Linked DNA regions of Mus musculus: all the other regions are linked to region 1. A link is a loop called in an ENCODE intact Hi-C map of the cell type or tissue named here. Cell type or tissue: heart. All regions are shown on one strand.

Region 1 (4,000 bases):
TGCCATTGCACAGTTAGAGATGCGTCTGCCATATTAACACTGTCGAAATGATGTTGGTTAAATCTCAAAGGGTTGCTGAAGTACTCTTCCCTTCTTTTATTATTTATTAATTTATAGACAGGGTCCCGGGTAGCCCAGGCTGGCCTCTAACTCCGTTTATAGCTGAGGATGACCTTGAACCTTGAACCTTCTGCCTCTCCCTACCAAATGTTGTAATTACAGTTGGGCCTGTAATAATACCTGGTTTTATGTCGTGCTGGGGCTCCAACTGAGAGCTTCTAGCATTTGGTAAGTACCAGACCAATTGAGCTACATATCTAGCCTTCCTTCCTCTTTCCCTTCCTCCCTCTAAGCCTCCACGTCATAGAATGGTTCCTGAGGCATACTGAGTAGGATCACAGAGAGTACCTGAGGCACACAGAGTAGGACCACAAAGAGTACCTGAGACACACTGAGTAGGACTACAGAGAGTAATACATAAGGCACACTGAGTAGTCACAAGGGTTGCTCATATAAGCTAAGACATGCTTTTGCTGTAGATGAAGTTACAGCCACATTTGTAAAAATCTTAGGCTGACAGACAGAGAGGAGAAAGGTGGATCGATACAGCCCGTAAGCACGTTCACCGCTGTTCTCACATTCTTGTTTGAGACTGTGAAGTGCATGTTGGGTATAGACCATGCCACAGCCAGTGCTGTTAACTAGGATGGAATCCATCCCTCACAGCTAGCTGGTGGGAGCTCAGACTCCCAAGTGAGGAGACCCGTTCTCTTCCCACATCCCCTTAACTTGCCCTTGTGTCTTGTTTCCATCGTCCTTTTGGATCACCTTGGAATCTAGGAACAACATGATAAAAGTCTTTGTGACAGAGACTGAGGTCACACCCGAGCAGGACAGACCACGAGAGAAATGAGCGTCACCCATGGTGCGAAGGTTTAATCCTAGAGCAGACATTCTCCAGGAAGCAGAGTCGTTCCCTTCCGTGATCACTAACCATTTTATCTGATGTTCCTGTAGGACCTGAGCCTAGAAGGGCATAGGCAGGAGCACACCCCAGCCCCCAAGTCCCAACTCCTCCTCAAAATTAGATCTAATGTTCATGTCAGTTCCCTGAGGATCTGTAGTCCCTGGACTCTGTCTGCCCCTCTCCCCAGGGTGACTGGTGAATATCTCCCCCTCTCTATCCCCCTCCCCCTCCCCTTTCCTTTCCCCCTCTCCTTCTGCCTTCTCCCCCCTCTCTCTGCCTTTCATTACCACTTCTTTCTTTAATTCATTTGTCAGGACAGTTGGGGAAGCTTTTGTGCTACAATCGTGCTACACTGGGAGGTCAAATGATGTAAATGAATAGGAGTGGTCATGCCATCAAAAACACCCACCAAATGCTTAGCTTTTCTCCTGCTTCCCTGGGCAGGAACCCCACAACCCTATGGAGGAGGCTAGCCTTACCTTCATCTTTCAGGTGGACAGAAGGGATAGCTCCCCCTGCTGGCAGGGCAGTAAATAGTCCAGGAGGGATGTGAGCTCAAGCCAGCATCTGGCAGAGATACCATGTATATCTTGCCCAAGGCACACAGCAGAAACCGACTGGGGAAGTTGAGGCAGTCAGCGAGGGTCCCAATTAAGCTTTCCCTCCGTGGCTGAGCTTGTCAGAGCTAAACTTCTGGTTTCTCTTTCCCACTGCAGGCACTTTTATTAGAGATTAAATATTAGTGATGTCTCTTGGAAATGGTTTGCCTTTTAGCTGCTTATTTTTTTGGTAAAGATGTATTTGTTATTTTTATGTTTATGAATGTTTTGCCTGCATGAATGTATGTGTATGTGTGCTTGATGCCTTCAAAGGCCAGAAGAGGGCAATCCTCTGGAACTGGAATTATGAGCTGCCATGTGGGTGCAGGAACTGAACACAGCCAATGCTCTCAACTGGTGAGCATCTCTCCAGCCCCACCTTCTAGCTGCTTTTAAGGATGATCTTTTTACTGTTGAGCTATTTTGATATTCTCTTCCCTCTTGTTGCAGAGTTGGGGGAGGGGGCAGAGCAGCTAATCCCTAGCTAGCTAGGGGGCCTTGGAGGACACTTCGAGACAAACATGCTTGGGTCTGAAATGGAGGCTGAGGAGCAATTCAACTTCCAAAGTTCAAGCAGTGCGTGACAGTTTACCAATATGAGGTTATGTCATAGGCTGCTGCCGCCACCTGACCCAGGTTCAGTGTGGGGACTCCTGTCTGAGCAGCGTTTTTCTGCGCTGCAGCCGGCACCACCTCTCCAGTTTCCTCACTTTAGCTGCAGGAGTCGAGTGTAAGCTCAGAGCTCTAGGGGGTCCTTGCGCATCTCCAAAGCACATCTCACAGAAAGAACAAAATGCCCCACAGACCTTTCTGGCTCAACAGAAGTGTTCCGAACCACAGGTGGCAAGTGTATGTTCAGAGTGCCACCTAGTGGTGATACCCAGAATTCCGGGCTGTTTTGGTTGGTTTGTTTTTTGTTTTGTTTTGTTTTGTTTTGAAGACAGGGTTTCTCTGTGTAGCCCTGGCTGTCCTGGAACTCACTATGTAGACCAGGCTGGCTTAAAACTAAGAGATCCACCTGCCTCTGCTTCCCAAGTGCTGGGATTAAAGGCGTGTGCCACCACCGCTCAGCTAGAGTTCTGGTTTTTGACATAAACCTGGTCTGGAGAAAGAGGCTCCCACTGACTCTCCCTCTGATGGTTCTCTAAGAGGAAGGTGTTAAGTGGAAAGTCACAAGCCCTACCTGGTCCCAGGACACTTCAGCGATCTCCAAGGCTTGACAGTTCTGTGAACTGCCCTCCCCCACCCCCACCCCCACCCCCGCCCCGGCCTCTAGTTTCTTCCTGGATGCTCAGAATGGTTTCTGTTTGAGGTCCAGACTGACCCAGTCTGTGGGGCATCCCCTGGAGAGGGTGGCCAGGCTCCAGGGAAATCAGCATTTGCTTCCCGTGAGAGGAAGAAAGGAGAGCGAAGTTAAAACGATCTCTGAAAACATACGATCGATAATTTAAAATACACCAAATTCTTGAAGAATACAATTCATCCCATATGGGCTATGAATTTAAATATAGCCACAACTGTTAAGGAAATTGAGTTTATAATTTAAAAACTCACAGGAATGAAGTCTCCACTTGCAGATGGCGTCACTGGAGAATTTACCAAATGTTGAAAGAGGAGTCTGCACAACCTCTCACACACTCTCCTTCCGAAAATAGAAGAGGGGGAGACACTTCTAGTTCATTTTATAAAACTAGCATGCCTGTGATGGTAAAGCGGGAGACAGTGCAAAGATCCACAGCTACAGCACCCTGAGCCCGGGCTCAACAGACTTTGAAAGCTAATTAGGGTGGGGCGGACACAAATATCCTTTATAAAGTGTTCAGAAATATGAAGAAAAGTTACACCTCACTGCCAATGGGGTTTGTTCCAGGGATGCCAGGGGTGGTGGTTTTAATAAGAATGGTCCTCGTGGGTCTTGTTGAAGTAGGTGTGGCCTTACTGGAGGAAGTGATTCTCAGCAGATGCCATGTTTGCAGATAGCAGGCTGGCAATGCTGTCTTCAAACTCACCACAGCAAAAGAAACTCTCAATATAACAATCAGGTCTGGGAAGGACACAGCATGTAAGGATGCACAGTCACCAACTGCAATTGTGTATGCAAGCAAGGAGCACACACTGAGTCCCAAGTTAAGTACAGTGGTGCCTGCAATTGCACAGCAAAATTAAGCACTTAAGTTATCAACCTACCAACGTACAGTTTGAGAGTTTTCTTATCCCGGACTGGCCTCAGTCCTCCCCGTTCTCTTATGTAGCACAAAAAGGCCTTGAACTTGTGATCCTCCAGTTGCTGCCTCCTGAGTGCCAAGACCAAGCCAGTTTACACAGTGCAGGGGATCAAACCCAGGGGTCCGTGCATCCCAGGCAAGCAACCAAGTTCCATCCCTAGCCCATATATGGGTCTTTCGTGTTGCCAACTATAAAATATTTATGAAAG
Region 2 (4,000 bases), 390 kb before region 1:
TTCGAACATTCTAACTGAAACCAATGTGCTGTTTATCCATGCTGTGTATTTCAGCATTTGGGGAATGGATTTTTTCCAAGTCAGCTTCAAAAGTAACAAGTGTTCTTTCTCCTAGGAATAATAATGGTTGGTGTTATCGTTGGCTCCAAGAAGACTGGCATAAACCCTGACAACGTGGCCACACCCATTGCTGCTAGTTTTGGTGATCTGATAACTCTCGCCATATTAGCTTGGATAAGTCAGGGTTTGTACTCCTGTCTTGGTAAGTTCCCTGAAACTGAACATGGCATTATTCAGAGTCTTTAAGAGAAATGTAAAGTGTCATGAATCCATAGTGACCTTCAACTGTTAGAACTAGGGGTAAAATTGATTTCAAACACTGTAGCCTGTATGTTTATTATGTGCTGTGGTTCTCATGTATGTTTTTTCTCTTACTGAGTTCAGAACTCTGAGGTAATGTTTATTTTCTGTAATTTTTTTCCTTTCTGCCCCATCCCCTGCTTTTCTTTCTTGAGGCAGCCTCTGTCATGCAGCCTCAGACAAGGCTTGCCTTCAAACTCCACCTCCCAAGTATTTGGTTGCTACACCTAGGTATCCTTGGTAACTTCATTGAGAAAACAGAGGATCATGGGAGTTATATATGCTACCCAGCATTATTCAAGCCTGTCATACTCCATAATCTCTGTGCTTTCTTCTAGTTGGATAGCCAGTTAGGGGTTACCCTCTGCTGTTTTGTTATTCTGTGGTGTGTGTGTGTGTGTGTGTGTGTGTGTGTGTGTGTGTGAGAGAGAGAGAGAGAGAGAGAGAGAGAGAGAGATTGTGTGTAGGGTGTGTGTGAGAGAGAGAGAGATTGTGTGTAGGGTGTGTGTGTGTGTGTGAGAGAGAGAGAGAGATTGTGTGTAGGGTGTGTGTGTGTGTGAGAGAGAGAGAGATTTGTGTAGGGTGAGAGAGAGAGAGAGAGAGAGAGAGAGAGAGAGAGAGATTGTGTGTGGTGTATGTGTGTGTACGATTGTGTGTTTTAATTTACCATAATTTACCAATGGTTATTTTTCCACTGGAGAAGGGAGCTTGTCTAGGCAGGCATGGTGGCACACACTTGTAATCCTAGCACTTGGGTATTTGAGGCAGGAGCATTGTGATTCTGAGACCAGAATGTGAGACCCTGACATCAGAAGGAAGCTGTAAGAGCCTAAACAGGGTGCTCAGTGCCCTTTGACTAATGTTGAAGGTAGAGAAGTTTCTCCTGCTTTGAGGAGCCCTAAGAGAAAAGCAATACACAAGAGGATGAAGGGTTTCTCCCAACACCATTAAGAGGATATACTTGCCTGCCACAGATTAACTGGGCATGATACTACAAGTCTGTAATCTCAGCACCCACACAGCGGCTCACAAATAACTGTAACTCCAGTTGAATCTGATGATGAACTGGTGGCCTCTTCTGGCCTCCTTGTGTATCAGGCACACAGGTGGTATACACACATACTTGCAGTTAAAGCACCCATGCAGATTAAATAAATGAATGACATCACCATAATTGATAGGTTATTTCTCTGCCAGTGAAAAGAGCCAGTTCAAGATAGATTAGATTAGATTAAATTCAGGTTTATTGGGAAGCTGCTCTCAGGTGAATTCACTGGCCCCAAGGAGCAAGTCACCATGGATTGGGGGACAGAGAGAAAGGGCAGAGAGAGGAGAAGCAGGAGGTGAGTAAGGAGGAAGAGGAGGAGAGGAAAAGGAGGAGAAGAAGGAGGGAGAGGAAGAAGAGGAGGAGGAGGAGGGGAACGGTGAAACCAACATACATGGATTATATTGGGAAGAGCCTCTGGGAGAAGGGCAATCCAGCCCCTGGACTGGAAAGTTCAGGGTTGGGGACTGGGTGTATCAGGTAGGGATGAGGGATGCTGGGAGAACCTGAAGGCTAGGTCCGCTTTGATGTGTAAAATATGCACCTCAGTCCCTTGTCCTGGAGTCCAAAACCAAACAATAACGCATCATTGTTTAAAGCTTTCACTATTTTGAGTGTTCTGTGGTGCCACAGTAAGATGGGGTCTTGGTAGGGCCTCACTGTGTATCTGAGGCTGCCTCTCAGACTCATCCTTCATCAGCTTTCTGTGCACTGGCATCATGGCTGGGAACCAGTACATCTGACATTACTTTGTTTGCTTTGAGGAGTTGAGGCTTGAACCCAACACCTTGGACGGTGATGCAGCGATGCTTGGTGTGAGTGAGGAGTGAGAGCAAGTGCAGTGTTCCATAATCTTAGACACCAATGCTGCTAAATGTCGTTTAAGATATTCCAAGCCTTTATTTGCCTCCTGAAAGTTGGCTTACCTTCATTCAATTTGCAGTGTTCCGGATCCTTTTCATTTCATCTGTGTAATTGATGCCCCCGAGGGATTTCCTTTTTAAATGGGCTACCGGTTAATTCCACAATTAATTTAACAGTTTACAGGTGTTCTGAAACGTCGTTTGCGTTTGGGTTGCCAAAGCAGCTGCATCCTGAGCACTAGGGGGCCTCAGAAGCTCAGTATTTTCATTCTGAATACAGAGATTAGACGTAGACACATTTAATTTTTAAGATCCCATTCATCTTGTTGAGAAGTCAGGTCCTCGAAAGCAAAATTTAATTTCTGAACTACTCTGGAAGCACTGAGCAATGCTTAGGGAGGAAAGGAGGGTCTTTTTGGTAGCTGTAAGTTCTGGCTTTAGAGACTCCATACTCTACGGCTCAGAGGCTACCAACTATGCTGCTCGAAAACGGGACACAGGAAAAGTTTCCCGGATCAATTCACAAAGAGGCTGCAACAGTTGTAAATGTATGTACCCAGTGTCAGTGCTGCAAAATATGTAAAAGTTAATAACTGGCTGGAAGGGAAGGGGAGGAACAATACAAGAACAGTGGGGGCTCCAGCACCCAAGTCATCCGGATGGAGGCCCAGTGAAGAAACGCTGGACTTGACCTGCACGCTGGTCCACAGGAGCCTGATAGTCTACAGAGTGTTCCAGTCAACAGCTGCATGAGGTGTTTTTTTCTTGTGGGAGTAGAGCACTTTCTAGAGTACACCCCATGTCTAGCTAGGAGACAAAAGCTAACACATTTAGGAAGCAGACATCATGTCCTGCCTTGGGTCACCGTGATGGTGTGAGACTGGAAAGTGGAAGGGAGACAACTGTATGTAGGTCAGTTATCCCAGTCAGTGGGTCAGAGATCTCAACGTGGAAACATCGTAAGACAGATGAGCCTGGAGACAGGCTCCATAACGCCCTGGATGGAGCACGGGCAGGCCCAGGGAGGAAGATAGTTATAAACACCTGTATTAACGAAAATGGCAGGCAGCTGACTGCCACACAGCAGGGAACTGACAAAGAGCAAACTGAGCCCAAGGTTAAGAGGAGGAGTAAAGTAAGGAACCAAGTAGGATAGCTGCAGAACAAATCAGCAAAATGAGGGCTTGGTTTTTCTTGAAGAAAATCGACAAAACCGCAGCTAGACTAAGAAGAGAAAAGACTTGACGTCAGACCAGAAAAGCAAGCACCGGCATCGTAATGGGTGCTGTAGAATGGAGAGGACCACAGGGATTATGTGCCGAAAACTCAGACTCCGGGGATGGGTGCATCTCTGTAAGCATGTACCCACAGAGACCTGACTAGACACGCAGCAAATATACTGGAATAGTAATTAAAGAGAAAAGAGGATTACCACAAGTGTGGAGCCAGTCTGGGCTCCAGAGTGAGACCCTGCCTCAACAACTCAGGTTAAGTACACACAAATGCACATTAAACAATTAATACCCCAGACAACAAAAGCTTCCGTGAAGCGTTCCGAGAGAACTGGCCCAGGCCTGTCTTACGAGGTCGGCCTCTCAGCCTGCTATCAAAGCCAGACACCCTGAGGAAGCTATGGACCAGTGGCACTGATGGGCAGAGCTGATGCACTCTCAGTAAAATAAGAGCAAGCAGAGTTAAAACCATGAAGCATCGCCTATGTGATGGTGCTGGG
Region 3 (4,000 bases), 870 kb before region 1:
TTGTCCTCTGATCTCCACAGGGGTGTGTGTGTGTGTGTGCAAACCTACACAAATGTGTGTGACCTACACAAATGTGTGTGTGCATGCACACCCAATACATAAAGTTTTAAAATAGACATTGAATAAAAATAAAAATGACCGTCTCAAGGAGAGTTGGCAAATCTGTTGCCTAGAGTAATATAATCCAAGAGTTCTGCATTCTTATAAATTTATATATAAAACTATTGCAACAGACTGCTTGCTACAGTTTCATTGGTCCACAGAACAGTTCGGAGATCAACTCATTATCCAACCTTTACATTATCCAGTGCAGTCAAGAACTGTAACGAGCAAGAAACACTCCAGCTGCAGGTGTTTAGCATTGCTGTGGCATCCTGACTGTGCAGGACCTGCTTTAAGAGACCAATGTGTCCTGAGTGACTACAGTGTCTATCTCTCCACAGGGTAAGGAATTGGTGGCCTCGGTCTTTGTGACATTTTAAATCCCTTTGTGGCACCACAAAGTGGATGAATTGAAGTAATGAAAGGAGGAACCAGCTAGATGGCTCAGTGGGTAGAGGTGTTGGCCGCCAACCCTGACAACTTGAGTTTCACGACTTGAGTTCAATTCCCAGGACCCGGTGGGAGAGAATGGACTCCTTCAAATTGTCCTCTGAACTCCACACATGACCCGCTGCCTGTGTACCCTCACCCATACACATGTAAATAACGTGTCATTTAAATTTTAAATAACAGAAGTGTGTTATTTCCCCCAAATAGAGGCTAAAAGTCCCCAGTGGCTGTGCACTCTGCAGCAGAAGCACCCTCCTTGCTCCCTTTAGCTCCTGGCATTACCCACAATCCCTGACTTCCGTGTGTATCTGTTTTCTCCCCCTGCAAGAACACTCGTCATTGGGTCCGATGCACCTGCCCTTGTCCATTGTAACCTCATTCCCCCTGATGAGATCTGCACAGCCCTAGCTTCTAAATTAGGGTACATTTAGAGGTTCTGTGTGGACATGAATTGGGAGCAGTGCACAACATTTAGGAAAAGAGAATCAGAAGGCCCAGGCATCGCCTGTGTGGGAGTGAGAAATTATGGTCTGGCTCAGGAAAGATGCCTAGAAAGTATGCAAGCTACTATTCACTTACATACTGCACCATCCATGCGAGAGGCAGTCGAATGTTAAAAACAGCAACGACACACATGCAAACGGACCCGTGTGTTCCACAGCCATGTCTGTCACAGACTCAGTCCTGTGTGTTATTGATGTACTGATATCACTGGACGCTTACCCTGTAGCGGGACTTTTCGTCACTGTCTGAGTATTAAGTCGTCTCACCTTCAAGTTATTTGTCTGTGGGTCCTCATTCACCTTAACTGTAGGATGCAAATATCTGTTCTTGTGTAACAGTCGTCCTCAGCCTGTGAGCTACGACCCTCTTGGGGGTCCAACTACCCTTTCACGGGGGTCACTAAGACCATCGGAAAACACAGGTATTTATATTACAATTCATAACAGCAGCAACGTTACAGTTATGAAGTGACAAAAAAAATAATTTTATGGTTGGGGGTCAGCACAACATGAGGGACTGTTTTAAAGGGTCACAGCGTTAGGAAGGGTGAGAACCATGGCTCTATACCAAGACTGTCGTGGGAATCCAGTTGGTTAACCTGCATGTAATAAGCATTTCAGACATAGACTTTTAAAGTCTTTGTTACAGACACTGACTCCGTTCTATGCATAAGGAAACAGGGACAGGGGAAAGCTAAATAAAGTGTCCAACGTTCAGAGCTAGCAGCTAGGGAAGCCTGCTGGGCTAGGATGGAAACAAGGAATAGGCCCATCAAAACACGGAGAGAGATCAAGCCGCTATTAGATGCTCTGGCCACCAGAGGGCAGGAGATGCATGTATTAGAAAGGCATAACCAGCCACAACTTTTTTTTTTTTTTTTTTTTTTTTGTCCGTTTTCTACATTAAAAACTGAAAGTTTTCCTGGGCATGGTGACACACACCTTTAATCCCAGCACTTCGGAAGTAGAGACATGCGGATTCCTGAGTTTCAGGCCAGCCTGGTCTACAGAGTGAAATCCGTGACAGCTAGGGCCACACAGAGAAACTCTATCTTGGGTTGAAGGGACGGGGACAGGGGTCCGAAAGCTTTACCTAACCCAGTGGTCCGTGCTGTATCACAACACTTGAGAGATGAAGGCAGCACAATGAGTCTATCCCCCACCACACAGTGAGTTCAAGGCCAGCTTTGACTATGTGAGATTCTGTCTTTAAAACCAAAAATCAGAAACCTGAAAGTTTTGTTGTAAACTTTATACCAATCATTAAAGAAGCTGGTTCAACGTTGTCTATAACCATAAAGATGAGGCACTTGCTGTGAGTATCTAATTCGATCACATCTGTACATGTCTAGAAAGCTGACCAGCAGATGAAATGCCAGCCAGCATTACATTCAATAGCAGCTCCACTAGGTGAACCCTGCCTGGGCTGAGCCCACTGTGCGCACGGGTGGTATTCACTGAGGAACGAGAAGCAGGGACCCTCCAGGTACAAGATGGTGCTGGTGTGGCCTGCAGCATTAGAGAGGGAAAGAGATTGGGGGTGGGGGGAGGACCTCAGAAAATACTGGAACAAAGGAATGCGGCTGAGCTTGGAAAGCCTTGTGGTGAGCTGTCCCTTGGGGTCAGCATAGAGGCCTGTTGTATAGCCTCCCTCATTGTAGACCATCCCGTGCCTTTGGAGAATATGAAGGGAAGGAAGAGAAATGGCCAATCCCTGTGCAATATCCCTACAAACCTGAGAACAGCGTTTAAACTATGAGCCCATGGCATACACTTCAGATTCAAACCATTGGGGCTGTACAGGGTGGGGCTTCTCTGGTGGAAGCCGGCCTTTAGGACTGGGTCTTAAAGGTTACACAGCTGCTGACTCGGGACCCTGGCTTTGTCTCACCACAATCTCTCTCCTCCGTAAGCGCCCCCATTCTGTCCCCAGTACGAAGGAGTGAAATCCCCAGAGGCAACGTTAATCTTTTCTCCCAGGATAGTTTCTTAACTGTCAACTTGACCCAAACAAGGATCACCCGTGGAAAGGATTCTTAATTAAAAACTTGTCCAAATTGGGTTGGGTGGTGGCATTGTCTTGTTAATTGGTGTGGGGACCTCTGTGCCACTGTGAGTGATGACACTCCTACTTGGGGGTTCTGGACCGTCTAAGAGAAGAAGGCAATCAAGTAGGCCTGTGTGCATTCATTGCTGTCTGCCCTCAACTGTGGATACGTGTGAGCAGGCTGTTATGTGTCACTCTCCAATGATGGGCTGTACACTGAAGGTAAGTGGGTGTATTAGTCAGGGTTCTCTAGAGTCACAGAACTCACGGATAGTCTCTAGTTAGTAAAGGAATCTATTGATAACTTACAGTCGGCAGCCCAATTCCTTACAATTGTTCAGTCGCAGCTGTGAATGGAAGTCCAAGGATCTAGCAGTTACTCAGTCTCACACGGCAAGCAGGCGAAGGAGCAAGAGCAAGAGCTAGACTCCCTTCTTCCAATGTCCTTATATTGTCTCCAGCAAAAGGTGTAGCCCAGATTAAAGGTGTGTTCCACCACACCTTTAATCCCAGATGAAAGGCATAGCCCAGATTAAAGGTGTGTTCCTTAACTCGGAGATTCAATCTTCTGGAATCCATAGCCACTGTGGCTCAAGATCTTCAAACCAAGATCCAGATAAGCATCTCCAAGCCTCCAGATAAGGGTCACTGGTGAGCCTTCCAATTCCGGATTGTAGTTCATTCCAAATATTGTCAAGTTGACAACCAGGAATAGCCACTACAATCCACCCCTTGTCAACTTGACACAAATAATATCTCATGTTCACATGAAACAATAACAAGGTTGTAAATACGCCTAACATGATATAACTATCCCTCGTACAATCGCAAACGCATTAGTAAATTTACAATGGGCATTCATATTACTTTATAATCCTCGTTTCTGCAACTGGTTACG
Region 4 (4,000 bases), 440 kb before region 1:
GCTCTGGCAGGCCCTTCTTCCCGCTCCCTCTGCCTTGCTAAAAACCAGGCACACGCCTTTAATCCCAGCAGAGGCAATCGGATTTCTGAGTTCGAGGCCAGCTTGGTCTACAAAGTGAGTTCCAGGACAGCTAGGGCTATACAGAGAAACCAAGCAAAGTTGGACTTCCAAATGTTAAGGGGTGGCTAAAGATTAGTTTTTGCAATCAGCCTGGTCCTATACGACTTTAGCAAACCTCTCTGTTTGGGCTTCTGTAAACAAAAACTTGTTTTGCCCAGGTGACCTCCTGCTTGAGCATAAACATAATGTAACTTTGTGTCCTTTGCCTTTAAAAGCCCCTGACTGAGCAGGCTGGGCAGTGTATTCAGGAATTTACAAGTCTTGGGTGTAGACCTGGTGCCAGTATAGGAATAAAATCCTCTTCTTTGTTAAAATGTATTAACATACACACACAAATGTTTTTAAAAATAACCTGAGAAGGGAGGGTTTATTTCCACCAACGCTTTACAGTGCATCCTGGAGGAAAACCAAGGCAGATTCTCTTTTCTTTCTTTTTTTTTTTTTTTTTTTTTTTTTTTGGTTTTTCGAGACAGGGTTTCTCTCTGTAGCCCTGGCTATCCTGGAACTCACTCTGTAGACCAGGCTGGCCTCGAACTCAGAAATCCTCCTGCCTCTGCCTCCCAAGTGCTGGGATTACAGGCGTGCGCCACCACGCCCGGCCCAAGACAGATTCTCAAGGCAGGAGCTTGGAGCAGGCGCAGAAGCCATGGAGGAAGGATGCTCTTTTGGCCTTGCTCAGCTACGTTTCCTCATCAGCCCAAATCCACTTGCCTAAGGATGGCGCCGCCCACAGTAGGTCAGACGCCCCTATATCATCTGGCAATTAAACTACCTCACAGACAAGTCCATAGACAGTGCAATTCTTCTGTTGCAGTTCCCTCTTCCCAGGTGACTCTAGATTGGTGTCACTTGATCGCTAATGACAGCTATGACATTACACCAAATTGGCCTTACTGGGATTATAGAAATTGACCTGACAGTCCTGTTTCTGTTCACCACACCTGTTTATCTAGTGCTAGCCATCAAACCCAGAGCCATGTGTGAAGAATTAAAAAAAAAAAATAATGACTGCCCTGAGAACATGGGCCCCGGCCCCCCGACCAGATGGCCTAATTCCCCTGAACTTTTGGGAAAAACAACCACAGAATGTTTCAATGTCCCAGGTGCCTTGAAGTAAATATCCAACCCTAGACTTCCCCTATTTCCTCTCCGATCCTCCCCCTAGGTTGTGCTTTTTTGCCTTTATAAGCCTGCTGGAAAATTAGGGTCATCATCAGACTCCTCTACCCCTGCGTGGTGTATGGGTCTCGACCTCAGCATGCTGGTTTGTGTGCCATTAAAACCTCGTGTGTTTGCAGCAAGCTTGACTGGTGTGGCTTTCTGGGCTCGCGATTCCTGAGACTGGAGTGAGGGTCTCCCTTCGGGGGTTCCTTCATGTGCATACTGTGACCAACTGAGCTACATCCTCAACCACTGATTAAAGTCAAAACAGTTTTGGTAAGTTTTTTTTCCTCCTCAGTTAAATTTCTAGGATCTTGTCCTAAAGCACCACTGCATCCAACGCTGGGCTGGCGTTTCAGCCTCTCCTCGAAAGAATTTAGAAAATACATTCAGAATTCAGACACTGTCCTTACAGACCGTGCAGACATACTATAAAGAACGGAACATACCGCTAGGTGGAGACAATTCTTGTCTCCTTCTTGTTAATCTAATGGGGCAGGTAATAGGCTCAGCTAGGCGGACCATCCCCAGGAAGATTCATCTTAAGATAACTTGCTTTCCTTCCCAGAATTCCCACCGCCTAGCATTGTCCTCTCTAGCCAGGCTGCCTAGATGTGCAGTTAAGTCAGCCTGCCTTTCTAAGACCTGATTATTTCTTCTTTTCCTTCCAGATGCTGGCCAGAGCCTAGTATATTTTTAGATTCCATAACTAATACTTTGGGCTTCTTATTCTTTCTCCAAAGCTCCCCTCCCGGGCATGTGGCTGCCTGCCACTGTGCAAATGGCCTCAGTTCAGCCTTATCTCAGCCCACACGGGGTTTCTTCCTCCTCTGTCCTCCTCCTCCCTTCCAGGCTTGGAAATCTGCCTGGAGTTTTCCTTTCTAAACGAGAATACATTGTCCCCAAGCTTCTGTTTGTGTCTGTTCTTAAATTATTGTACTAACAAAGCTAAGAACCCCAAGAAAGATTCCCAGTTCCTCTGTTCCTCGTGACAGCTCTGCTGGGATTTCCCCCCAAAGTTTCCAGTCACATTCCTCTGCTGTCCTTTAATCCTTCCATCGTCAGAAAAAAAACAAACAAACCCGTTCCTGTGACTCTAGACTGCTTCAAAAAAAAGACAACAGAAACGAGCTTAAGCGGGAATACACGCAAGAGTCAAACTCCAGGAGAGGACAGGACAAACGCTTGTTGTGCCATGTTAGCCGACCGAGTACAGCCGGTACTGTTCCTCTTCCTCATCCTACAGGTGCAGTCTACTTTGATCTATTTCCCGTTGAGAATGTTTGGCAAGTTTGCACATTCTGTTTTCAAATAGTTATAGGTCCTTCCAGTTGCAGGCCCTAGCTTAAAAAGACATTCACATGGTCATAGTATCTGCTATTCTCTTTGAAACAGCCCAAACAGAACACTACAAAGTGGGTATGAACTTCAGATTTAGTTAGCCAAAAATATGGAAGGGCCAAAAGCCGCTGCAGAGACCTGATGTAGACACAGTGTAACTTTGTACCTCTTTCCTTTTAGGGATACTGCAGATTGCAGATCAACAAGGCTAAGTCCTTCCCTAATCTTCCGTTCTTGTTTTGGTTGTTCTTTTGCTATAAATTCTTATTTATAGATAAATTGTAAAAGTAGTGCTTGTATACCTACTATACTGATTCCAAAAATGAGTATATTTTGACTCTCTGTTTTCTTCTTCTTCTTCTTCTTCTTCTTCTTCTTCTTCTTCTTCTTCTTCTTCTTCTTCTTCTTCTTCTTTTCCTCCTCCTCCTCCTCCTCCTTCTCCTCCTCTTCCTCCTCTTTCTTTTCTTTTCTTTTGGGGGGGGGTACTAGGATTCAACTCAGGCCTTTTTTTCTTTCTTTTTCTTTCTTTCTTTTTTTTTTTAGTTTCTCACTGTGTCCCCCTGACTAACTTTGAGCTAACTATGTAGACCAGACTTTCCTTTAACTCACAGAGATAAACTTGCCTCTGTCTCCTAAATATTGGATTTAAAAGCCCGATCCACTACATTTGGCTCTTTTTAAAACTTTTTTTTTTTTTAATGTATGAATGTTTTGTCTGCCTGTAATTAAATGCACTCCATGCCTGTCTGATCCCCTTGGGAACCAAAAGAAGGTGCTATATCTCCTAAAACTGGAGTTTGCGTATATTTATAAGCTGAGACTTGAACCCGAGTCCTTTGCAAAAGCAGCTACTGCTCTTACCCAGTGAACCATCTCTCCAGCCCCATCTTATATCGGCTTTTTAAAATAAACTTTGAATTTAAAGACACAGTCCAGGCTGGCCTTGAATTCACTCTCCAGCCTAGGCAAGCCTTGAAATTATAACCCTTCCGCATCAGCCTCCTGAGTAGCTGGGATTATGGGCCTGTGTCACCAGGTCTGGCTTCTTTATCAGATTATTTATAAGATTTTATTTTTCATTATGTGTATATGTGGCTGTACTAGGTGGATGTGTACATTTGCATATAGTATCCACAAAGGCTAGGAGAGGGTGTTGGATTCCCTAGTGGTAGAGTGTCACACTGTATGGGTGCCAGGAAATGAACTCAAGTCCTTTGGAGAGACGATTTGTCTTGTGTCCTTAATGCCTGAGCCATCTCTCCAGCCCCCAGATTTTTGAAGAGATACCAGAGAAGCTAGGCCTGGTAGTACAGGTTTGTAATGCCAGCTCCTGAGAGGCAAAATGATTATAGAAAGTCCCGTGTCCTAGCAAAAACTC
Region 5 (4,000 bases), 190 kb before region 1:
GTCTCTAGCCTCCGCAAACACACTCTTGGCTTGGGAGTGCTCAGTCTAGCTCAACAAAGTGCCTGTGTGAGTCTGAGGGAGAGTTAGCCAAGCCAGGAAGGGGGACTGTACTTGTAGGCTCCCTCTCCCATTTTTTTCCCTGAATCCACCCACTGGGGACAGAGGTATTCTGAGGACCCTATGGGAAGACTTTAAAGTTAAAAAAAAAATACTGGCTGCTAAACTTGGCTGTATGTTATGCTATTGTTCTGAGGACTTCAAAGAAATCAGCTCATTCCATTTTGGAACAACTCAGAGATCTAGAAACTGACAGCACCCCTAACACACACACACAGAGACACACACACACACTTTACAGATTAAGAAACTGGGGCTCAGGGAGATTAAAAAGAGTACCCCGAATTCCCTTACCAGGGGCATCTGGCTTTACCAAGTCTTAACTGCTGTGTGACACAGTGTGGTTAACTGAGGTTAAGTAATTCATTTCCGGTTTCCAGATGAGGAAATCAAAGCCCCGGCCCCGGCACCGCCCCCGAGATCCTGAATTCCCTCTCAGGTGGTCTGGTCCTGCCAGTGACAGGAAGAGTTAGAGCCCGATGGAGTTAGAACCTGGGCTCCAATGCCCTCACCTTCAGTTAAACTGTGCTGTGGAAGACCTGTCATCGTGGCTGGGTGGCTGGTAGGAAGGGCACAGCGAGGGCTGTCACACCCCAGGTACTCATTCTTTTCCAGCCTGCACTTAGGCTCTTAGAGGGTCATGCACAGGCCCCAGCCCCAGTGCAGAGGGACTCTTCTTCCCTGAACCCCAGAGCCCTGGCTAGTTTTATATCAATTTGACACAAGCTAGAGTTGTCAGGGAAGGGGAGCCTCAAATGAGAAACTGCCTCTCTAAGACCCAGCCATAGGCAAGCCTGTAGGGCATTTTCTTAATTAGCGATTGATGCTGGAGGGACCAGCCTTTGTTCCTGGTGGTCCTGGGTTCTGTAAGAAAGCAGGCTGAGCAAGCCATGGGAAGCAAGGCAGTTAGCAGTGCCCTCCATGGCCTCTGCATCAGCTCCTGCCTCTAGGTTCCTGCTCTGCTTGATTTTCTGTCCTGATTTCCTTTGATGATGAACTGTGATATGGAAGCATAAGCTGAATAAACCCCTTCCTCCCCAAGTTGCTTTGGTTATGGCGTCTCATCATAGCAATAGTGACCCTAACTAAGACACATGTGTCTGGTCACATGCTGAGCTCACAGGACCCAGGAAAAAGCAGCTGTGTTCAGAACCTCAATACCTCATATTAGATTTTGAATGTGAAATGTCCACAGTAGGCTCCTGAATTTGGGTACTTGGTTCCCAGCTGGTGGTACTATTTTGGGGGGTGGGGTGTCTGTGGGAGTTTTAAGAGATGGGGCCTCACTGGAGGAAGCGAGTAGTTTTCAGAAGACAGGTCTCGAAGTGCAGTCTGGCAGGGTTTCCAGCCAAACTATCCCCGCTTTCTGTCTGACACCCAGATGTTATGAGCCAGTGGTACCTCCAGCCACCATGCCTTCGGTGGCCGCTTGATAGGCAGTATCTCCTAAATTATTAGAATAAATGAGAAAGGTACCTAATTCAATGCACACTGAAGAGTCCCTGCCAATGCCTAGCTAGGAAGCCAGCTAGGTTCCAGACACACAAGACACAGTCCCTTTCCTCTAGAGGGCTCTTTACCTCAAGAAGCCAGTGCAAATGACCCAGGGACACACCAGTAAGCAATGACAGTGATGTCACTTCAATGGCCACATGGTCCAGTACACAAAATTGATTCCAGACAGCGTAAGGAAATCAGAACACAGACTCCCTTTGGTTTTTTGTTTGTTTGTTTGTTTTTTTACCAATGACAGGTAGAAATGATATTTTGAGAGCCTTGGGCTGGATAAAACATCTGATTAAAATGTATTTCACCTGTTTGCTTTGTAGCTCTAGGCTAACAGAAAAATCTCCAGAGGAAGAAAAGCAGGAAGTGTTTCCCAATGGAGGGCGCTTCTGAATGAGCAGCAGGAGCAGCAGCAGCAGCAGCAGGAGCAGCAGCAGCAGCAGCAGCAGCAGCAGCAGCAGCAGCAGCAGCAGCAATAGCACATCACGCAAACAAGCCTGGCCTGCCTGCCAGGTGCCCAGAACTCTGTATGTTTTCAAACGTAAGTCTGAAAAAGCTAAAACCTTTGCATGTTTTTTTTCATTCCTATTTTATAAGCAAACTCTCCAGTGTTGAGAAACATGTAGCCGCTTGCCTGAGACCTCCAGTGCCCAGGGTGCGTCCAGGGAGGACGAGACCCCTCCCCTCATTCCCTCATTCCCCGCCACACACACATACAGAGCAGCACCCACAGAGCTTGACAAGAAGCCAGGCTCTGGTACACTTGGCCTCCATCTGAGGTCAAATTCCAATTGGCCCAGAAGCTGCCCGCGTTGTGCAATTTACAGAAAAATCAAATGATGAAGAGGCCTCTCCTAATTGAGGGTAATTCAGGAAATAACTCTTGGTAAATGGCAGCTTGTCCAGCTGTGTTACCGTTTGGCAATGGCTGAGGTCACTCCGCCATCCCAACGCTGCTTCTCCTACTGGAAATATGTCAGGTTCTGTTCGCACAGAGAGCCACAGAAAAATCCCAGTAGTTCCAATCACTTCCTCGCCATATTTCCATAGATCGTGTCAAAGAAGGGGGCGTTCCTGAATCTTCTGTGTCTGAAACAGAACAATGGCCTACAGAGGCAGCAAGAGTTAGCCACCAACTCACAGGTAGCACGCACCACCTCAAGAGGGAGGGGCTTCGTTAACTCCCCCATTCCCAAGGTGATCACAGAGGGGGCTTGTGGCAGACACACCTACAGGAGCTTTTCAAACTACGCCTCTGTGTCTGCTCACTGTCTAGGACCTGTGTGCAGTGGACGTGTTTGTACATAGACTGTTCACGGAGACAGAGGCATTCGTGGTCTTGGAAATGGGTGTCTCTAGCTCGAAAAAAAGCCTGAGATGCGACATAAATCAAAACAGACTGTGCGCTTAGTGAGTGACTCCTAACTCTGTCCTGATTTGAGTGTCCTCAGAGGCAGGAAGCCCCAGAGATGCCCGTCTGTGCACCCTGAGTTCTGAGTGCAGGTGTGCGCTGCTGTGCTCCACCTTCTACCGAGTTGGGGGGGGGGGGAGAGTGAACTCAGACCCTCCTACTTGTGAGGCAAGCCTTTAACTGAATGAGCCTTTGGAATGTGAGGTCTTTGACTTGCAGAAACCTGCATGACAGGCATTTTCCTCTAATTCTCTACAGATGAGGAAGCCCAGGTTTGTGGAGGAGGTCCGGTAATGGCCGCAGGTCATATACCTGGGTTAGCATCCCTCAGTTCTTTCAAGCATCCAATCTTCTCCTATGACCTGAATTGCATCTCCCTCCAGGTCTCCACCTGTCCTAGCTTGATTGGATATGTGACCGGGTAGCTTTTTGCTTGAATATAATAGAGCTGCTAACCATGGCAAAAAAAAAAAAAAAAAAAAAAAGACAGCCCACTGTCCCTGGCTTTGTAGAGATCCTCGCTGGCCTAATGTCATTTGCCATGAATAATGTAGCACTCAAGAGACTGCTATAGGTAGGGACAGGTTAATGTAATATTTCGTCTTTGCTAGCCAGCTGCCATTCTGCTGGGCCAACTATCGGTAATAGCCCTGCAGAAGGAGCCAGTCTACAACTAAATCAATCCCTCTTTGGCTGGTGGACAGCTGTTGGGTCAAAGCAAGATAATGAGACAGGCTCATCATTTACCAGGTGGCTGCTAATGAAGAGATTAATGCAGCAGAGTTAGGGCTGAACAATGGCTGCCCTTTCTGGCCTTCCTAGGCAGGTACCACCCCCAACATTCTCTGCAAACAGCAAACTGCTGAAGCAGACAGCCTCCCCCTTCCTGATTATTTGGAAGATGCAACTGATCTCTGGAAACCTCATCTGATGTCTGGTCCTTCCCCTTCGCTTACTAAAGGACAG
Region 6 (4,000 bases), 270 kb before region 1:
TCAATAATGTGGGGTGTATAGGGATTGTGCAGGTTCTGGGTGACTGGAGAGGCTGCTGTGTGCTCCTCTGGTGCCTACATCTGCTGCCCCAGCCCATCCTCCTACTGAGGTTTGGAGCCAGAGTCTGAAGCTGCACCAACGCATTAGCAGATAGGCTGTTCGTCTTAGGAGAAGTCGGCTCTGATGAAACAGCTTTGATCATGGGAGGACTCCTCTGGAGCTTTCTACCTGAGTCAGCCCAGGAAACAGGAGGAGGAGTCATGCCATGCTGGAGGGCAAAGATACCAGAAGAGGTTGGAAGAGCTCTGCACAGGGCTCCGTGAGTTGGGGCGCCTTTCCAGGAAGCCAGATGTAGCTGGAGGGGCCTTATTTACATCCCACAGTCTCTGGGCTCCGGGAGGTTTGGGCCTGGTGCAGAAGGCTTCAGGCTTAGGAATGGGACCATTGCCAAGCTGGCCTGGCTTCCTATGAATGGTGGCCCAGAACAGGGACAAGGGTGAGGAAGGGACAGGGTTCCGACACCAAGGAGGCTGGTCCTTCAGAAGTCTGAAATCAGAGGGGCAGGCAGGCTCTGTGCCTGTTGACTGACACACTCTGGGGATATCGGAAGTCACTTCTGACAGGAGGAAGGAAGCTGGGCCCCTTCTCTCAGCCTCGAGGCTGGCAACTCCCCCCCAGGGCTGGGCTGTCTGTGGTATTTTAGGGAGGCAGGTAGGTGTGTGTGTGGGAGAATATGGCTTGGCCCTGCAGGTTCTCTTGGCTTCTGACTGGACAATTTGGCTTTGTGGTTTCCTTCCTGCCTCTCTCCAGAGACTCAGCACGCCTTACTGAACATTTGACTGAGCATCTTGAGCCCTCAGGCCTTGGTTCCCCATTCTGTACCATGGGGACAATAGTTGTGCATTCTGGGGGTTGCTTTGATGATTGAGGGCTCAGAAAAAAAACATATGGCACCATGCCTGTGTCTTGTGAACACCACGGAAGTAGAAATTCACTTCCTGTTTAACGTCATTGTGGAGGATTGTCTGGAAAGGGGCTGGCAGTAGAACCAGGCAGCAAAGCCTTGACTGAACCTGAATGCTGACTCCCTGTGTTGTCTGGTGACTGTAACTCCTTGACTCCACCTTAGCCATCTGACTGTACGGTCAGTGTGGGTGGTCCAGGCACCTGCTCCTAGCCACGGTCCTGGGGTATTTCCATCAGATCAGCTCTGGTGTCTCTGTTACACCCGAGGAACTGCTGGTTGGGTATTCTTCTCCGGGAGTGGGCTCTGCAGGAATGCCAGACACATCTGGCATCTGCTCACGAGGCCTGACTCATGCACATCTGGTATCTCACTGACAGAAAATGACTGATAGACATTAGCTGGAATAACATCCTGGCTGGACAGTTGAAGAAAGGGGCAACATCGCGATGAGCTATCAGTACAGTCAACACACTGTAAAGCAGGCGGTGGATTTCAGGATGCTAGAACTGTAGGCTATTGTGTGTGTGTGTGTGTGTGGTGTGTGTGTGTGTGTGTGTGTGTGTGTGTGTGTGTGTGTGTACTTGTGGAGGTCGATCTTGGGTATTAGGTATCATTCCTTAGACGCTGTCCATCACTCTCCTTCAACAACAATAACAACAACTACTACAACAGTGTTTCTTATTGGCCTGAAACCTACGCTGGGATAACAGACACACATCACAATGCTCAGTGTTTGTTTGTTTGTTTGTTTTTTGCTCCCCCCTATCCGTTCTAGGGATGGAAGCCAGGACCTCAGGCCTGTGCAGCAAGCACTGTACTGGTTGATCTATCTCTGATGCCTCCTGGTCTATCAACACCCCATCTCCCTCATTAATACAAGTTACCCACGTACCATTCCTGGTGGGGAAGAGGCTAGAATTGGGCCAGCCCAGCAGATACCACCGCAAAGTATTCCTCCCTTTCCCACCTGCTAGGCACCTTCTACCCCTTCCACAAGTCACCCACAAACCCAAAAGTCCAAGAAGCCACCCCCAGCATCAGGCCTCACTGTCTCTAGCTGCCCAGCCTTCAACAGTTACAACATTGTGAATGAATACAGCCTGTGCCTTCCCTGCCTGCAGGGCTGCTGGCCCAGGTCTAAATGTCTTGTGTGTCTCAAGCACTTGGTGCTGAATCCTTGCAGGACTCAGAGAAGGAGGGTTAGCATTGTGCCAACACATTAGTGCCTCTCTCCTGCTAAGTCTTTTTCAAGAGAGATGGCCATTTGTCATCCACACGGCAGTGTAACGGGAAGGCCACAGGGAGGCGCCACTGAGACCAGTATCGCTGAATTCACTAGCTGAGGAATGTAAGCGACTGCATTGATTTTTAGGTCACAGCTGAGGATACACAGCGGTGCACAACAGCCACACAGACAACCTGGAGCCCAGAGATGAGTAAGACACCCACAAGCTGAGGACATCAGAGGTGTAAATACCGTGTAACTGGTAGATTTTTGAGCTACTGCGTATGTGGGGGTGGAGGGGGTTGTTGCTCATAACCCAGGTGGAGCATTTCTCTGCGCCCACCTAATCCCAACTCAGCCACCCATTCCTAGGACGCAGCACTGAGGAGGACTTTCCTTGTCTCTCTAACCAGCAGCCCCCTGGAGGTACAGGGATGAATCCCAGGCCAGAGCATGGGACGAGTCAGCCAAGGGGCTTACTGCTATGTATGTGGTTCTAGGCCACCTCTGTGCACCGAGGAAAATACCCCCTCTCCTTTGCCCTCCCTACTATGGTTCATTTGTTTGCAGGTGCGCGTGTGTGCCTGTGCACACAGAGAAAACCAGAGGGTAACCCCTGCTCCTTCAGGTGCCGCTTCCTCCCCCTCTTTTAAAGACAGCATCACATGGGTCAGAAGCTGCCAGTCTGTCTCAGCTTCTAATGAATCAGATCCCATTACAGATGGCTCCGAGCCACTGTGTGGTTGCTGGGAATTGAGCTCAGGACCTCTGGAAGTACAGCCTGTGCTCTTAAGTGCTGAGCCATCTCTCCAGCCCCACGTGCCCAGCTTTTTACGTGGGTTCCAGGAACTGAGCACAGGTTCTCAGGCTGCTGCTGACTGAGCCGGTCTCCCAAGCTCTCAGGGGACATTTCTGTGAAACCCGTGGAGTGTAGAGTCCGGATGGCTGCAAGTTCAGAAACTCAGCGGGAGCAGGTGGCCTACTTTCGTCACCAAGGCAGGGAATGTGGGCTAGGCTCTCCTGGGCTGGCCTGATTTGGGAACTCATTAAAATGAGCAAAAAAACCTGAAAATGGCAGGTTCTCTTTTAAAGGACAGTGCCTCTGCTTGGGCTAACAGGAGAGACAAAACGAATCTATTTCAGGATATAATATTTAACCCTAACCCAACCTCTGAGTGGTCTATGGTCCTTGTCCTTTGGCTTCTCTGCCTCACTTGGGAGAGCTAGGACAGAAGGATATTGGTAGGGGTGGGGTGGGGGGTTCAGGGTAGAAGATGAGAGAAGCTTAGGCACTTTTGTTCACACCAGACTCTACAGGGGCCAACTGTCTAGTGGGGTGTCTCCCCTGGGTCTAGTTTCCTACATAGGAAGTCAGTACGCTGGACAGCTAAGTAGCCAGTCCCTGAGAGCGGGCCAGATGAGTGGCCTTCAGGAAGAGAGTGATCCTTTGGGCAGTGGCAGGCTGATGAAAATGAGGGGATTAGGAGAGAGGCTGGGCCAGACTCCCTCCTTGGGCCTCTGTGTGCTCATTTGTAAAATGGGCCCCAAAGCACCATGGCTCTATGACGGCTGTTGAGTCAGGCACCAGCAGGGAGTTGTGCGCGCCCACATGTGAGTGCGCCCAAGTGCTGGGCCACATGGCAGGGAAGAGGTGAGGTGCACAGAGGTGTCTTGAGCGCTTGGGTGACATCAGCCCACCCTGACCTCTGAGGAGGAAGCATGAAGAGCCGGTTCAGCTTAGGAGGAAATCTATTGATTTTCCCCAAATAGGGATGTTCGGTAAAGCCTTTGGGGAGATTAGAAACTGG
Region 7 (4,000 bases), 600 kb before region 1:
ACTTCAGGTATCTGTTTTGACATGAAAATACAGGTACCGTGCTAAGAGTGGCATAGATGGCTCATACTGTAGCTCTCACGTTTAACCATTTGAGGGACTGCCAAAGGCAGCCACATCACTCTGGAATCCCACCCCCAATGTGGCAGAGAGCCCTAACCTTCCCAGGCCCCTCTCAAGCTCTCACTTGCCTCTCTCTTTAGCTGTCCTAGCAGGTGTGTGTAAAAGTGCCGAAGTATGGTTTCAATTTTGCATCTGCTGATGGACAGTGATGATGTTAGGCATCTTTTTGAGTGTTTATTTAAATCCTTTGTCCATTTCCAAAATTGTTTATCTTTTTATTGTATAGCTCAAGTACTCTGTCTATTCTGAAATTTAATCTTTATCAGATATGGATGTGTGTGTGTGTATACACACACACACACACACACACACACACACACACACATATATATATATATATATATATAGACATATTTTATACATGTGAGTACACAGGGCATCAGATCCCATTACAGATGGTTGTGAGCCACCATGTGGTTGCTGGGAATTAAACTCAGGACCTTTGGACGAGCAGTCAGTGCTCTTAACTGCTGAGCCATCTCTCCAGCCTCCTGTAAATATTTTTTGAACTGTGGTTTGCTTTATTATTTCACTTCTTTGTAATACCCTTTGACACATAACAGATTTTTTCCCCCTGAGGACAGAATCTAACTAGATTCCCCTCAACCTTGCCCCCAGAGACAGGGTCTCACTTTGTAGCCCTGGCTGTCCTGGTGCTCACTGTGTAGACCAGGCTGGCCTCACTCACAGAGCTCCACCTGCCTCTGCCTCCCGAGTGCAGGGATTAAGGGTGTGCCCACTACGGCTCAGCTCATATTTTTATCTTTATGAGTCGCTTTCACTACACTTTCTCTGGATCTCTTCTGGTGGCTCTGTTTCTCCTCTGTCTTCCTTGATATAGGATTGCCTATGGTGCCTTTGCCATCCTCCATTGTTTCTTTCACTGCATCTTTAGTTATTTTCTTACAATAATCATTCTTGCTTAAAGCAATCTAGTTCAGGGTAATATGAACTTAATACCAGCAGATAGGAAAACTTCACTACTATTTTCTTATATACCTTTAAATTTAGGTTATTATTTTTCATATTAATTCTATGTGGATTTGCTAGAAACCCCACAACAGGTTTTTTAATAATTGCTGCCTTTGTTTTCTTGTTTTGGTTTTTTATTTTAATTATGTGTATGTATGTGACCTGTGAGGGTGTGTGTGTGTGCACGTGTATGTGTGTGTGCATGGATGCAGATGCCTATGGAGGCCACAAGAGGGTGTCAGATCCCCCTGGAACTGGAGTTACAGGCAGGTGTAAGCTGCCACGTGCTCGTTCTGGGCACTGTACCTGAGTCCTCTGCAAGAGTAGCAAGGGCTCTTAACTACTGCACCACACTATCTCCTCAGAGGCAGATAGCAGCTGTCTTCTACTTTCAGGTAGAAAGAGTGTTAAAAACAACAAAAAATGTTTTTATACAATTTCTCTCTTTACCTTCATAGTCACCTTGAGAAATCTATTTAATGTGAATTCAAAATCTCCCTGTGTGTGTCTTTGTGCATGTCTGTGTGTGTGTGTTATGGAGGGGGAAGTGTGGGTGTGTTATCTGTGTGCATGTGTCTGTGTACACAACAATAGAGTTGATAAGAAGGTATTGGTACCCTCCTTTATCATCCACTGCTTATTCCTTTGAGATGGGTCTCTCCCTGAACTGGGGCTTCCATTGGTGTTCACATTTTCTTGTCTATGCTGGGAGCCACAAACCCTAGCCATTCTGTTTCCACATCCCTCAGAGCTGGTTACAGGTGTGCGTGGCTATGTGGGTGCTAAGATCCGAACTTGGGTCATCACCATTGCTGTTTGCTGTCCTTTAATTCCAGCCCAGAGGCTCAGTGTGTATCACTGAACTAACTGTGTCTGCTCACTCGGGGATGCTTTCACTTCCTCCTCTCAGAAGGACGTGTTTGCAGGAGGAGGCAGATACTGTTCTCCCCGTTTTACTGATGAAAACCCTGAGCTTGATGGAAGCAGCATAGTAGCTTCAATCTCTCTTGTTACCCAGCGGTAGAGAGAACAATACTGCAGCTCATGTGTAACAGAAAGAACATAGGGGAGACATCTAGAGATGGCCCCAGCATAAAAGGAAGTGCCAGGCAGGGTAAAGAATTTCCCAAGGATCCAAGTGGCACAATTGGTGGTTCTCTCAAGTCTGTCAATAGATGGCGCTGCCCACAGGTGTTTGAGACACCTTTGTGTATAATGAAGAACATCTGAGCCAGAGCTAAGCCCAGACCTCAGGTGGCCGGAGCATCAAGAGAGTGCATCTGCCCTTGTGACAGTAGATGTCACTAGAATCCCACCAAGCTGACCTCTTTCCACATTAGTGAATTTCTTTCTTTTAGGGTTTTTAATTTCTCTTTTTAAATCTGAGTATGTGTGTATGAGTGTTTGCCTTGGATGTATGCCACCCTCAGAGGTCAGTATATGTCACCAGATGCCCTGGAACTTGAGCCCCTTTATGGGTGCTGGGAACCAAGCCTGGGTCCTCTGCAGGAACAAGTGCTCTTAGCTACTGTGCCATCTCTCCAGCTTTGTGAATATTTATCTTTATAACCACCTACCAATTATCAGGTTGATAGTCATAGAAGCACACTGACTTCACTCAGGTTTCCAAGGAGGTGAACGGGATGACAGTGAAAATCCCCTACCAGTGTTTCATAAATGGACAGTTTGTGGATGCCGAGGATGGAGAGACTTACGCCACTGTCAACCCCACAGATGGAACTGTGAGTGACGACGGCCCCCAGGCTCCTCGTTCAAACACACGTCAGCATGTCACACATGACTCTTACCCACTCAGCTCTGACACTAGCTATTGTTCACTATAGTGACTTTTTTTTTTTAGTAGACTGTTTATGATGAATTTAGATCAGTGCCTAGCAGATCCCTGTGTGCAGAGCTCAGTGGGGGGAGGGGGTGTACTTCAGACTCATGGCAAGCTTCCCTGAGGAAGAACTGTACAGTTGCCCTAAATGTGTCTTTTCAGAATGAGATGGCATGTATGATGGACCAAGATCAGGTTGTTTCCATGTGTCTCCTTTATGTTCCCCATTTAATCTCAAGATGGATTAGTTTTCTGTCATAGAATTTTCTCATTTGACAAGTCATACTCTACTTTTACTATTAATGGAATATTAATTACAAGAGTCGCATCAATAGATCCCTCAGTGACCTATTTCTGCTTGTCTTGAACTAGACAATATGCAGAGTGTCCTACGCTTCTTTAGCGGATGTTGACAGAGCAGTAGCCGCAGCCAAGGACGCCTTTGAGAACGGCGAATGGGGGAGGATGAACGCCAGAGACAGAGGAAGACTCATGTACAGGTGTGCTTGCTGGGGAAACAGCTATGTTGTCTTTGGAAACTCCTCCCAGGGCTGAAGGGATGGAGGCAAGGTCCATAGCTGTGCATGAGCTCTCTAGAGTCCTCTGTAGATGCAGAAGAGCACTCTACAGTGGCCTTGGAAGGAGAGCAACCATGAGAGACCTGGGGGATTTAACCCATTGACCATGTCCTTCACTGTCTTCACAAGTGTCCTGACACAAGTGTCAGTCACCAGGTGATATGGGCTATAAAGGCCCTCCAAGGCTCCCAGAGTAGAGATTGGACAGAGAGCTTCACACGGGGGACAGCCCATCCCTGTTTTCAAAGACAAAAAGGAAGGGTGGGGGCGGAAGGCTAAGGTCCTGGAAGAATATTACAAATGAGCTAAGTGTTCCAGAAGTGATCATTTCCAACTCTTCATCCTGGTTTCTGCTTACCTACAGCTCGACATTTCACCCGAGTTGACAGATTCCTTAGAGTGGGGATCTAACAGAAGCATGGGTGGGGGATGGGTGTCAGCTCATGTCAAGCCCAACTCTTGAAGATCCCAAATGAACCACTCTAGGAAG

What was found. Peaks named below come from ENCODE experiments on the same cell type or tissue, not always from the same donor. Only the 100,000 strongest peaks of a DNase experiment are listed, where the experiment ranks them.
Region 2: a loop joins it to region 1, with 8 times the contacts of the local background. A loop is called at or near these places in 15 of 42 quality-filtered maps.
Region 3: it touches region 1 in a loop (7-fold over the local background); 4 of 42 quality-filtered maps call a loop at or near these places.
Region 4: it touches region 1 in a loop (7-fold over the local background); 16 of 42 quality-filtered maps call a loop at or near these places.
Region 5: it touches region 1 in a loop (2.3-fold over the local background); 14 of 42 quality-filtered maps call a loop at or near these places.
Region 6: it touches region 1 in a loop (4-fold over the local background); 28 of 42 quality-filtered maps call a loop at or near these places.
Region 7: it touches region 1 in a loop (3-fold over the local background); 19 of 42 quality-filtered maps call a loop at or near these places.

What each region holds. Positions count from the first base shown.
Region 1 is chr10:82,907,912-82,911,911 of GRCm38, reverse strand. No RefSeq gene overlaps it. Among named protein-coding and RNA genes, the nearest start is that of Gm33781, 25 kb to the left of the region's middle. In heart, CTCF peaks have their summits at 1,494 (motif pointing left) and 2,437 (motif pointing left); no DNase peak of the experiment used is centred here; H3K27ac peaks cover 261 bases.
Region 2 is chr10:83,293,416-83,297,415 of GRCm38, reverse strand. Slc41a2 (solute carrier family 41, member 2) reads left to right here. Exons shown (of 11, transcript NM_177388.3): 6 at 116-262. Among named protein-coding and RNA genes, the nearest start is that of Slc41a2, 42 kb to the left of the region's middle. In heart, a CTCF peak has its summit at 2,496 (motif pointing right); no DNase peak of the experiment used is centred here.
Region 3 is chr10:83,774,530-83,778,529 of GRCm38, reverse strand. No RefSeq gene overlaps it. Among named protein-coding and RNA genes, the nearest start is that of 1500009L16Rik, 54 kb to the right of the region's middle. In heart, a CTCF peak has its summit at 1,863 (motif pointing right); no DNase peak of the experiment used is centred here.
Region 4 is chr10:83,352,274-83,356,273 of GRCm38, reverse strand. No RefSeq gene overlaps it. Among named protein-coding and RNA genes, the nearest start is that of D10Wsu102e, 5.9 kb to the left of the region's middle. In heart, a CTCF peak has its summit at 1,734; a DNase peak (open chromatin) is centred at 2,073; H3K27ac peaks cover 414 bases.
Region 5 is chr10:83,097,585-83,101,584 of GRCm38, reverse strand. All of the region lies in intron 2 of Chst11 (carbohydrate sulfotransferase 11), which reads right to left. Among named protein-coding and RNA genes, the nearest start is that of Chst11, 110 kb to the right of the region's middle. In heart, a CTCF peak has its summit at 1,690; DNase peaks (open chromatin) are centred at 66 and 508.
Region 6 is chr10:83,181,068-83,185,067 of GRCm38, reverse strand. All of the region lies in intron 2 of Chst11 (carbohydrate sulfotransferase 11), which reads right to left. Among named protein-coding and RNA genes, the nearest start is that of Slc41a2, 150 kb to the left of the region's middle. In heart, a CTCF peak has its summit at 2,254 (motif pointing right); DNase peaks (open chromatin) are centred at 517 and 2,257; H3K27ac peaks cover 744 bases.
Region 7 is chr10:83,507,447-83,511,446 of GRCm38, reverse strand. Aldh1l2 (aldehyde dehydrogenase 1 family, member L2) reads left to right here. Exons shown (of 23, transcript NM_153543.2): 11 at 2,715-2,834; 12 at 3,305-3,432. The region is part of intron 1 of Gm51778 (a long non-coding RNA gene); the gene reads right to left. Among named protein-coding and RNA genes, the nearest start is that of Gm51778, 12 kb to the right of the region's middle. In heart, a CTCF peak has its summit at 2,362 (motif pointing right); no DNase peak of the experiment used is centred here.